Linked DNA regions of Homo sapiens: region 2 is linked to region 1. A link is a contact called in ENCODE Hi-C or POLR2A ChIA-PET data. All regions are on one chromosome and are shown on one strand. The core of a region is the stretch at or near the end of the contact, and the rest is flanking DNA. Distances in the headings are between cores, read along the strand shown. Region 1 has its middle 20 kb from the start of NFIA-AS2. Region 2 has its middle 38 kb from the start of NFIA.

Evidence for each region. Hi-C counts contacts between places; a loop is a spot of excess contacts on that map. ChIA-PET counts read pairs that join two places held with the same protein, here RNA polymerase II (POLR2A). Pooled maps may share reads with other maps.
Region 2: a loop to region 1 is called in a map of left cardiac atrium, with 2.7 times the contacts of the local background. The contact joins two enhancer-like sites. A Hi-C loop is called at or near these places in 12 of 168 maps with a recorded cell type or tissue (adrenal gland, breast epithelium, colonic mucosa and 8 more) and 4 of 50 pooled maps. POLR2A ChIA-PET finds 5 or more read pairs at or near these places in 4 of 52 experiments (H1, K562, MCF 10A and 1 more).

What each region holds. Positions count from the first base shown.
Region 1 is chr1:60,987,617-60,993,784 of GRCh38, forward strand. No RefSeq gene overlaps it. Among named protein-coding and RNA genes, the nearest start is that of NFIA-AS2, 20 kb to the left of the region's middle. Within about 2 kb of position 2,520, at least 12 of the 41 ENCODE cell types and tissues checked have a DNase peak (open chromatin) inside an H3K27ac peak, as active enhancers do; they include adrenal gland, heart right ventricle and psoas muscle, where a contact is called at or near this core.
Region 2 is chr1:61,041,397-61,047,564 of GRCh38, forward strand. No RefSeq gene overlaps it. Among named protein-coding and RNA genes, the nearest start is that of NFIA, 38 kb to the right of the region's middle. Within about 2 kb of position 2,220, at least 19 of the 41 ENCODE cell types and tissues checked have a DNase peak (open chromatin) inside an H3K27ac peak, as active enhancers do; they include adrenal gland, heart right ventricle and psoas muscle, where a contact is called at or near this core.

The DNA.
Region 1 (6,168 bases), core at 1,270-3,769:
AAAAGGAAAAACCCCAGGTCATAAGTCACCTGGAAGGCAGTTTAATTATAAAATGTGTGAAGCTGAGTTTTAAATGTGAAGGGTCATCCTGGCTGTTTCCTTGGACCTTTGGAAAAGTGTTAACTAGTTATCATTATATGAAATTTATGAATGCACCAAACCCAGGGCTATTTATTATTTCCTTGGCACCTCTACCATTTGCAGTTACAAGGAGCTGAAATGTGCACTGTTTAGACATTCCATTGCAGGCATCAGGCAAAAGCTTTAAATGCAAGCATTTATAACGATAGTCTGATCACCAAAAACTCTAACTTTGAGACATGTTTAGCATCCTTAAGTAATATTTAAACAGCCACTCTATCCTTCCTTCGCCTTCTCCCTCCTACAGTCCAACATTGTCTTTTTTTCTATCTACACAACTGACTCTCTCTCTCTCTCTCCCCACCCCCTCAGTTTCTCTCTTTTTTTCTCTCTCTCACCCCTACTCCATTTTCAAAAGACAATTATTGCTGATGGAGATTGCCTGGCACAAGATGTGTGGGTGTAGATTAGTCACTAAGTGTCCTGGGGGTCACTCCACCCCAACCAAACACCAGCTCCCTCCAGTTACAGTGGGGAGGATGGGATGACAGTCTTCGCTGTCATTCACCCTTTCTCTACCTGTCACGCTGTTAAGATCCCCAAAAAGGGATCTTGGCAGATGTTACCAGAGGCCTTTTTTTTCTTTCTTTTTTTTTTTTTTTTTTTGTAAACTCACATTCAAATTTTTATTCTACAAATAGGCTGGGGACAGGGCAGCATAGAGAAAGAGGGATTCTGGACCCAAGATGAATAGATGTTGGTCCTCCACCCTCAACCTGGTCACAGTCCAGTAAGGGACACACTGCTATGCCAGTAGTTGCAGCCATTGTGTTTGAAGCCTGAGCAGCCTCCTATGCCACATCGAGAGAGCTGAACCGGGGGTGTGCTGGTCAGTGTTAAACAACCAGCTGTCCAGGGGGAAAGAAGCCCTAATTTGCAGCTCTTACCAATTTCTGTGATGTAAATGCTTCCCACTTGATCAATTTCAAGCTGCCAACATGACCTCACGGAACAGAAGAGATGCGCAAGTAGCTCGCTGCCACACAGCCGCCATGGATGAAGTCACCTTGAGAGTCTGGAACATGGTAAAATATAATAAAGTAATTTGGAGGCAATGATTTTTGTGTATTTATTAACTGTTTTAAATATATTTTATTTAATTGAGAATTGATACCATTTAATTTTTAATAGTGGCTGTGTTTGACGACCAGCTTACAAAATTTCTGTAGCTTTTAACAGTTGGCCCTCATGAGCAGTTGCAATCCACTCCAGTGCACCACTGGGACGACTTCACTTGGATAGAGGGCTGACCAGTGCAACAGTGTCAGAACAGGGATTCCAGGTGGCAATTCAAGAGGCCAGATGTGAACTGACAGCTTACTTGAAGCCATCTGGAATGGTAAGAAATACAGGACTAGGCCAAGCCAATATTTACAGAGAGCTGAAAGCCAGACACATAGGAGATAAAGTCCTAACACTAGACCAAAAGAGCTGAAGGCAGACTTCACAAAGAACATGCAGATCAGAACAGGGCTGGGGCCAACTCCTGTTTAAAAAAAGAATAGTTCAGGAACAAGTGAGGAGGGTTTTGGAATGTGTCACAGATATCTGTGAGACCTACACCGCTCACATGTATTAGTGACTAATCATGATAATTGCTCAAGTTTATTGAGCACTTAATGTAGACCAGGTGCAGTTTTAAGTGCTTTACATAGTCGATCTCACTATTGATAGCTCCATTTTACAGATGCAACAGGCAGCCTAACCCCAGAGGAGACTGTGGTTGTACCTGCTATGCAGTACAGGTACATGTGTGTGTTAGACGGGTTTAAAATGTCATAGAGAAGGCAAAAAATACATGAAGAAATACTCCAAAGTGGAATAAACACCTGATTCCCAGACAATGCTCAAATACTTGGTGTAAAATAATATGTGCATTTAGAGATATCACCACAATTGACTACAAAGGGAGGAAGCAAATTGTTAAGTTCAGCAATGGTTGATCTTACCTTTGGTGAACCAGATGCACTGTGAATACACTGGGAGGAAATACAACTATAGTCCCTGCCTTCTTGAAGCCCCAGTTTTTACTCCCTCTTTCTCATACCCAACCATTGGAACTGACACTAAGAGCTGTCCTTGCTTCCTGAATCTCCTTCCTCCAATCACAGTGGCTTTGCTTCTCCTTTCTCCAAGGCCAGCAACTGCAAGTCAGCCCAACCTATGCCCAACCCCAGACCCTGGTCCAGCCCTTGTAGCCCAGCTTGAGCACAGCCCTGGGTCCTTGCTTGCCTGTGAAAGAATATTCCAGCCTGTGAGCTCCTTGAGGTTTTACGGGATTTCTTTCAGAGGACCCAGCCCAGTGCTGGGTGCAATAGATACATATTGAACTAAAAATAGAGGCTGCCTGAGCAGAGGGAAGACGTTATCACAGTTTCATATTTATTAGGCCTTTTCATTTTATGATTCACCACGTGGGACACAGGCCAACAGCCCCTCTTCCCTTAGGAAGTGGCCTTCTAACTCAGAATGACACAGTATTACATATTCCCAACAGGGAACCACAAATGCCTCACAAATGTTTCAGGCTGGCTGGAAGCTTTATATTGAGTCTCAAGGAGTGTTTTCTTTGCAGTTTTGTCTTTGAATAGCTGGTGCATGTGAGGAAGAACTATCAGGAAGGGCCATTATTGCGCATGTGCTGTGCTTCGGGGAAGTGAGTGTCAAGTCTCACCCACTGATCTGGGAAAGTTTCCATGAATTCATTTTCCTCTCACCCCCAGCGATGCTCTGTTTGCTAACTCAAGCAAGGGGAAAGGTCTGTTTTCAATTAGGACCTCTCAAAAAAGTGTTTTTAAATGGCCTGTAAAAATAATCCAATAAAGGCCTCAGAGGTGTGAGCTGTTGTCATCATCCTGTTTGGAAAACGTCACTCAGAATGCACCCTAAAGTGAGGGAGGGAGGTTGTGATGCCTTAAAAAAAATTAATTTGTGAAATGAACCTGCAGGATTAGTTGTCCGCCTTTGTGCCCAGCTTTAATATGTCCTCAACCAGGGAAATCCGAGGCTTTGGATTATTAGCCGGGTTGGATCACGTTACCCTGTTTGGCTCTGCAGAAATCACACTTTTCATTTTGCCTTTAATCCTAAAGGTCACCGGGAAGGTCAGCCCCAAACACAAATGATACTTTGTGGTCTTACTTTCAGACAATTATCAACTCATAAATCTTGGTCAGACTGTAATGAGAGCGCGAGGAATAATTGAATTCAGTCCAGACTCACAGGGTCGGAGGGAGCAGAGAACTGGAAGGGGAGGGGACAGACAGAGGGAGGGGGTTCAGGGCCTGGGAGCCAGAAAGTCTTCCCTCCAGCACTGCAGATTTTCCCATTTGTCCTTGTTAAATCACTGTGTTTTGAAATTTGGATGGATATGAGTGAAGCCATTAAAGATGGGGATGGTTCATTGGTAGCTCAGAAAATAGAGCGTAAGATTCTTAAAAGAGCACAAGTCTAAAGGCAGCAAGTTGACAAGAAGGAAAGACTAGAAAAGGAGTCAGGGGACTGAGGTGCTGAGTACCCCAGTTCAGCCAGTTTCCAGGCTGTGTGGCCCTGGGAGAACCATTTCACCTCTCTGTCCTGAGAATGGGGCTGCTGGCCCCTCCCACATCCCAAGATTGTCATAAGGATCACATGAGATAATAAACTGAAAAGTTTACAAACTCACAGAAAGAGACAACATTCTTAAGCACATTAACTGAGCTTGATTCATCAACAATAATTTTAAGAAAATCCTGTTGGCTCTGTATTCCAAACATGTCTACACCTTGCCTACTTCTCACCAGCTCTACCACTCCCATCCAGGCCCAATCCAGCATTATCTTTCACCTGGATTATTGGAATAGTACTCAAATCAGTCTTTCTTTCCACATATGACTCCTCCATAATCCAGTTTCTTTTAAATGTGTCAGGCGATTCTTCTGATCAAAACCCTTCAATGGTTCCCCATTTCACAGGGATAAAAGCCCAATCTCAAGATCACCTACGAGACAACCCCACAGTACCTGGAGCCCGTTCCTGCCCTGATCTCATCTCCCACTGCTCTGCCCCTTGCCCAGTCTCCTCCAGCCACACCAGTCTCTTTGTTGCCCCTCGCACCTGCAGGGCACGCTCCTGCCCTTAGCCTGGAATGCATTTCATGCAGACTCACACATGACTTGCTCATCTTCCTCTACTCTTTGCTCAGGCCTCACATTGCCTGTCTGCTCTATTTAAAATTGCATCACGGCCACCTAACTTACTTATTATGTTTATTGTCCCTCTTCCTCCTATTAGAATGTATGCTCCTTGAGGACAGGATTTGAGCTTCTTTTCTTTACTCCAGTTCTTACGAGGGCCTGGCGTGGAGCACACACTCCGTATTTGCCAAACTGGAAAGAAAACTTGATTTCTATCTGGCTAGAGCTCTTGTTGATGTGGCCATTTAGATGCTGAATTGCCTAATAATGCTACCTGACTTCTCCAATCATTTTTCCGGAAAATCTTGCATCAAGTTTGGGTGATTTGCTGGATTTTATCAATCTGTGTGCTCTCCAGAACACCATGCACCATATTTGGTCTCAGTTTTATTGTTCTATTGGCTCTACTTAGCACATCTGGCTCTGCCAAGGGACACAGTTGGGCCAGCTGTCCAACATTCCAGGGCAAGCTACAGGAGAAGGGTGTGATGGTGGGAAAGGAAAGAAAAGAAGGGCCTGTGCACCACTTGCCATCATAACCAACCTGCTTACACCCATGAGAATCTGCTGCAATACATACCAAACTGTCAACACTAATAACAGAAAGGGAAGGAATCAAATGGTCTTTGGCTTGAAATTACAAGCATTTTTGTTTTTCAACACCAAGCATTGTAAGTTAGCATGTATCTTACATAGTGACAGCACTTTATAGGTATATACGGTTTCATTTCACCCTTATTCCAATAGGGTAGGTGTATTGGTATCTTTATACTATAGACAAGGAAACAGATTACATAGTAAGTCCTTGGAAGGGTCATGTCTTTCCATTGCAAGTGAATTTAGCTTAGCTGGTACAAGCAACAACCCCAACAAATGTCCCCTCCCTCATATTCTACAGTTTAGAATTCTGCTGCAGACAGAATGATGTCTGTCTGTTCTGCTTCCTCAGCTTACCAACTAGGGTGAAGGCTGTTTGAGAACAGTAACCATGTCATATCTCCAAGGCTCTGGCAAGGTTTTTGGCCCAAAGAAGTTTTGCAATTGTGCCAGGGGCTACAGTAAGAAGTAAATAAAAGATAAGCCCTATGAAGAAAAAAACCAAAAGGATGCTGAGAAAGAGAATAGCTTCATTGAGGGTGATCTACTTTGGACAGAGTATCCAAGGAAGGCACTCCTAAAGAGTTCACAATTTAAGCTGAGACCTAACACATGACTATCTGCTCCCTGGCAGATGACCTTGGCAGGACAAAGATAACTGATAGCTACCTGTCAGCTTACCCGTATAGGAGTGAAGATTGTGTGCATTTTGAGAACAGGACTTTCTGAAAAAGGAAATGGGCAGGGGGAAAGGAATGGAGCTGCACATGCTTGGTTTTTCCTTTCATTCAAGGAATATGTATTGAGATCTACTATGTGGCTGGCTGCTCTAGGCACTAAGACTATGACCGAAACTCATGGTGCATATATTTAACAAAGGAGAGAGACATAGTCCATTAAACATGTAAGATGCTGGTGATAGCTCCTACAAATATAAACTAAACAGGATAAGAAGGGATAGAGAATGACAGAGGTGGGAGTAGGGAGAAAGGGTAACTGTTAGATAGAGTCAGGGAAGGCCATACTCAGGAAGTCACATTTCTACAGAAGCCCAAATGTAGAGAGGGAATGAGCCATGCCAAGTTTTCAGGAGAAGAGGTGGTTAGAAAATATTTTAGCAGAAGCAACAGAAAATGCAAAGAGTCTGAGAAAAAATCCTCTTGCAATTTAAGAAGCATTCAAAGAATATTAAGGGTGAGCAGGGGAAGACTAAAAGGAAAAGAGGTGGGAGGCGTGGCCAGGAGCAAGATCACAA
Region 2 (6,168 bases), core at 970-3,469, 53 kb after region 1:
GTGTATTCACTGTTGTGGAATTACCCTGTGGAAATAGCAGATAGCTGCTTCTGGAATGTATCGTGACATAAACCGATAAATTCAGCAAAGACATCTACCTGTCAACTGACTTTTATACTCCAATTATGTTATTTTAGTTTTATTTCTAAATATTATTAGACAATAATTAGAAATATTAAATTATTGGCCGGGCGCGGTGGCTCACACCTGTAATCCCAGCACTTTGGGAGGAGGGCGGATCACAAGGTCAGGAGATCGAGACCATCCTGGCTAACACAGTGAAACCCCGTCTCTACTAAAAATAGAAAAAATTAGCCGCGGGTGCTGGTGGGCGCCTGTAGTCCCAGCTACACAGGAGGCTGAGGCAGGAGAATGGCGTGAGCCCGAGAGTCGGAGCTTGCAGTGAGCCGAGATCACACTACTGCACTCCAGCCTGGGCGACAGAGCGAGACTCCTTCTCAAAAAAAAAAAAAAAAAAAGAAAAGAAAAGAAATATTAAATTATTAAGGCCCTGGTTTAATCCATGAGACAGTAGATTACAGCGGTAAATAGCATGAGCTCTGGGGTCAGACCGTAGGAGTTTGGGAAAGTGACTTCTAGACAACTTTGAGCAAATTACTTAGCATCTCTATGTCTGGGCTTCCTAATCTGGAGAATGAGGATGACAGTGGTACACATTTCAGATGGTTGCTTTGAGGATTAAATGAGATAATACCTGTAAAGTTTAGAACAATGCCAGGCACATGGTAAGGCTTGGAGTTAGTTATTGTAGAAGGGGCTCTATAAATAAATGTTTAATTGAAAAAAATCAACAGTCCAACTGGGGGTGGCAGTTAACCACTCTTACCCCAAAATGGAAACCTCTTGCTATTGGAATAACTTTCCAGAATAAAATATATGAAAGAAAACTTGATGAAATACAGGCATTAAATGTTATCACATAACCATCCGTAAATTCTGGGTTTCCACAAAGCAGTTCTTCCGAATCATAATTAAGGGTTTGAAAGTCAAATGATTTAACTGCTAGTTTTAATTACCTCTTGGTGAACTTTAGTGTGTTAGAATTGTCACAACTTTCCTTGAGGATTACTCTGAAGTCAAGCAATACAGTGGGAAATTATTAACTCCTACTTTGGTACAGCAATTATCTGCATTACAAGGTTTATGCAATTAGCTGTTTAAGATGTCATTATATTTTGCCATCTGGTACACAGGAGTTTATGCATATGAACAGGCACGTGTTGAAGTGATTTTCACTATATGACTTGTTCTCAACCCAAGTCATCGCTCTAATGAGGGGAAGTTGCCGTGCACCGTACATTAGTGGCAGGTGCACACTATCAAGCTTCATTTTCATCGAAGACCTTCATTTTTCCATTTTAAAGTATTCTGCACAAGTGCTGGAAAATTAATTAGTCGTTCTCAATTGAACAACGCCTGCAGACGTGTTCTTTAGCAGTTAGGCGGGGGCACGGCTTCAGGTAGGGGCCACTCCTCCTCCTCACCCGGACGGCTGCAAGGAACCCTCATTCTGTGCAAAGCCAGGGCGCAATCCTGTGCAGTAAACCTCCCCTCGCGAAGAGGGAAGCGGGGTTCGCTGTTGCACCCCAGGCCGAGCGCCCTAGGGGAGAGGGCGCCGCAGCGAGTCCCGAGATCCGAGCCCGGCCTCGACGCCGGAGCGCTCCCGGAGCTGGTCCTTGCCCGAAGCGCATTAAAACGGCGCCCTCTGGTGTCAGCTCGCGGCGGCCGGGTAAAAGCAGTGGCGCTGGGGGTAGAGTTCTACTCGCCACCCTGTTCGCAAACTGAAAGATCCCCGAGTTTAGAAAGTGTCTTGCCGCTCTGCGGACGCTGTGTCCGCGGCCCCGCTGTCGCGCAGAGCTGGGCTGCGATCAGAAAGTCCGGCTCCCCTGGCCCCAGACAGTGGCTCCCGGGGGAACCAGCGTGGAGGGTGAGGAGGGACCTGGCCTTCGAAGGCAGGAAGGACAGAACCCCCAAGCCACGACGGCAGCGGGGCGCGGGGACGGCCGGGCTCCAGCCACAGAGGCCCGAACTCGGCCCGCACTGCCCGGCGGCAGGCCGCGAAGGAGCCCCGGGTAGTGGGGGCGGCAGGAAGGAGAGGCGCGCAGGGCCTTCGGGGCCTCCCCAAGCCCCGGGCTCCCGTCTGGGCTTTGTGGGTTGGCGGTGTCTGAATCGCCGACGGGCCGAGCCGTGCCGGGAAGGCGCGCGGCCCCGCGCGGGCACCTGGCCGAGGCCGCCCCGCGCTGCCATTGAAATGTGACACTGATGAACGAGCTAGGCCCGCGGCTTTCTTTGGGAGAGTTGGAAGTCGCCAGCCGCGAGATCTGGGGCTCTCAGGTTCCCTGGGAAACGTTCTCCCCGCACCCCACTGCCTCCACCTTCGGCACTATTGCTATCCTCTCCCATTTCCCCCCAACACACACACACACACACACACACACACACACACACACACACCCCTCACGCGTTTTCGAGTGCCAGACCAAGAGTCTTAAGTTCAGCTCCAGGAAGACAGGGTAGTGGCGGGAAAGAACATTCTGACGACGGGGAAGTTTGAGTTGGTTGGGGCTGAGTCAATAAAGTCGCCCCTTGAGCCTTTTGTTTTGAGGCTTTGATTGCAACGGCGCCTTTCGCCTTTTATATTTGGGGCCTGGTGGGTGACAGTGAGGGGACAGAGGAAGGGGACGAAGCACGTGGAACCTGGCCCCTTTTGGGATGTTTCTGCACCAGCTTTTGTTGGGGGAGAGGATGGGAAGGGAAGGAGGGAGAGTGGGTGCCTTACAGGCAACCAGCAAGGATTTCTTGAGAGACAACAACGTGCGGAGCACTGAATCAGGCACCAGCAGCGCTTATTGAGAATGAGAATAGGATCTTGCAAGCTGATTAGCGAGAGAAAAATTCAAAAAAGGGACAAATTGGTTAGATTAAGTATCCAAATAGATGCAGCAAAGCTGAGTAAACAAATCAAGGATGGGTATTGGAATTGGCTAGTGGAGTCTCAGAGCATCTGTGTGTGGACATCTCCGTGAGTCCATTGCAGTTCAGAGGTTGTTCTATGTAGGCTCAGCCTAGAAAACAGATACTTAATAAAGTTCGAGATGACGTTGTCAAAAAAAAAGAGCCAATCATTCCGGTTGGAAGATAAAGTTGGACAAGTAAATCAAGCCCAGACTGAGAAGGCTGAGGGGCCCAGAATCTAACGGATAATCTACTGGCTTTGGGGCCAGACTAGCACAGAAGCAGCCCTATCCAAGCCTCTTAGGAATTGTAACTATGAGTCTCTGTTTCCCTCCGTGAAATGGGGATAATTATGCCTTGGTATTGTGAGGATTACACAGGGTTAAATGAGACAATGTCCTTGGGCCTAAATACTTTTGGTATTGATATAACCCCTCCTTCTCTTTCAACCATTTCAGAATCGTTCCCATGATCCCTAGGCTCTGGGCATCTTCAGGAGTTCTTCAAATAAATATGTGACTATGCCCATCTTGTTTATGTTCAGTCAGCTCTGTTGCCTCAGACACTCAGCAGTCCATGTTTTACTGATACCTTTTGGAGCCTCTAAATTATTTGAAAACACTGAGTTTTTACTACAGGCTTCGGTAATTGACTTTCGGAGTAACCGGCCCATGAGACTGGTCCATTTAATGTCAATAATAAGTAATATCAGTTTATTAGACTCTCACCAGTGGCCCTTACTGAACATTCCATCCTCCATGATCAAGAGCAGCAGTTCAGCTTCTTAAGCAAATCTTATTCCTGTCTGTTGTAAAAAGTCATTTCACTGTAATAAGTATCTGCTTTCCCAAAGCTGAAACTACACAGAACAGCCTGTGCCCTGCAATTGACTCAGGGAGATACCCACATTCTGAAGTACTGAGACTGGGACTTGGGAAGGTCAATGCTCTGATTCAACACAGGTGATATGAAGAACAGTAATGAGTTTCAAAGTGGCCTATAGGCCTGGTGCGGTGGCTGACACCTGTAATCCCAGCACATTGGGAGGCCAAGGCAGGTGAATGGTCATAAGTTCGAGACTAGCCTGGCCAACATGGTGAAATCCTGTCTCTACCAAAAATACAAAAATTAGCCGGGCGTAGTGGTACATGCCTATAATCCCAGCTACTCGGGAGGCTGAGTGAGGCAGGAGAATTGCTTGAACCCAGCAGGCAGAGGTTGCATCGAGCTGAGATCACACCACTGCACTCCAGCCTGGGTGACAGAGCGAGACTCTGTGTCAAAATAAATAAATGACCAAAGTGGCCTATAGACTGGATCACAGCTCTGCCCTTTATTTACCAAAAAAAAGCCCTGGATTGCTCATTTTTGGGAAATGGTACCAAAAAGAAGTAGCTAAGGTTTCCAGAAATATACCTATCCAATCCACACTCTTACACCAATCAATGTGTGTTTCCATGACATGGAAGTCCTAAAGTCTGTTCTCAAGTCACCCTAGCTATGTGAAGATGATGAAATGAGAAACATTAAAATTCTAGAATGAAGATAGTAATTTCAGGAAGAAAATTTATCAGCTTAATGTTTGAGCTAGGGTATATGTTCTTTGAACATTATCCTCATGATTTTATTATAACGAAACTAAGGCATGAACTTGAAAAATGGGAGAATGGGAGAAAATTTTACCCTAAAACTAATAATGCAAATGTTGGGAGAAATACTCTTGTATTTCTCCATATTTCTGCTAGCACCTAGCACCTAGAACAGTGTAGAATATACAAAATACATTCCATTAATATGTGTTGGTTTCAACTGGTTTTTCTTTACAAAGCCCCCTTATCTAATTACCAACTGGTCCCCAAAAGCTAACAATCTAACCACCCAACCTTACATTTGGTAACTTTATAGTGTTAGTTACACAGTAGGGTTTTCCTGCTAACGAATCCTCTGTGGCATCTGTTTCAAAATGAAAATCTATTATATTATTAGAAACACTCTCAGTGTAAAGAAACCAGAGATGAATTGCCAAAGTCTGAGCTCACGATATTGTGTTGGCAAGCAAAAGCATCATGGCTGGACCCAGTGGGAGAAAGAAGATGGAATGCACACCTTTACATCCAATGCCCAACTCAAACCCTTCTATCAGTAACTCCACACCTTTTGATGAGTTCAGTTGTTTTGGGGGATGGAAAGGCGTTTTCTGGTTAGGAATGATGAACGGGTTGGTTTGCTACTTAGGTAAGTAAGAAGAAGGGGAACTAATGAGTAATTGTTGCACAATGACAAAACAACACTCCTGAAAGAAGCATAATTTGCTTCCCTGAACAATCCAGTCCTTTCATCATAAAATGTTCCTATTACATGGATACAGACCAGCAAAAACATTTGCTATACAAAAACACCTATTGTAAATAATTTCCATAACCAGATCGACAAAGCTCTATGACTATAGTTTAGATGCCAGGATTTGACAATAGCTAGATTATACTAAACTTTTCATTGTAATGTATACACTAAAATGACATTTGGTCAGTTTGGTCATAAAATAAATATAAATTATTGATATTTATAAAATTACAAATTCACTCATTCTTGGTTTCTCCCAATGCACCCCTGCTCCCTTCTTCCATCATCAATATTTTCCTAGGAAACATTATAATCTACAATTAACTGAGGCTGAAAACACCATCTTTTACCACATCTTTAGTGTAGCAAAAGTACCGAGCAAGCCACCCTTCTGCCTGATCTTTCTTGATAACTTTTTTAAGTACCCTAGAGCCAGTTGGTGCGTTCTTGGCTGTAATGCAGCCAAGTGGAATGCATTACATTCCACTTGTAATGCAGTGGAAGACACCTGGGTGTGTGCTGGGAGATCTGGGCTCTCCATAACCTGGCTCTGCCACTTCTCTATGAGACTTTAAGTGACTCACTTGATCTCCCTGAACCTCTCCTTCCTCTTCTGTGATGACAGAAGTTAGTCTTCCTTCACAAAGGTGTTGTGAGAATTATACGACACTTGATATTTAAAATTCCTAATCTAGTAATCTAGCACACAGTAGGTAAACTTAAAGGTAGATTAATGTTAAAGTTAGATTCTGACTGGACATGGTGGCTTGAGTCTTCAGTACCAGCTACTCAGGAGACTGAGGGAGGAGGATCCCTTGAGACCAGGAGTTTAAGGCTACAAGTATGCTA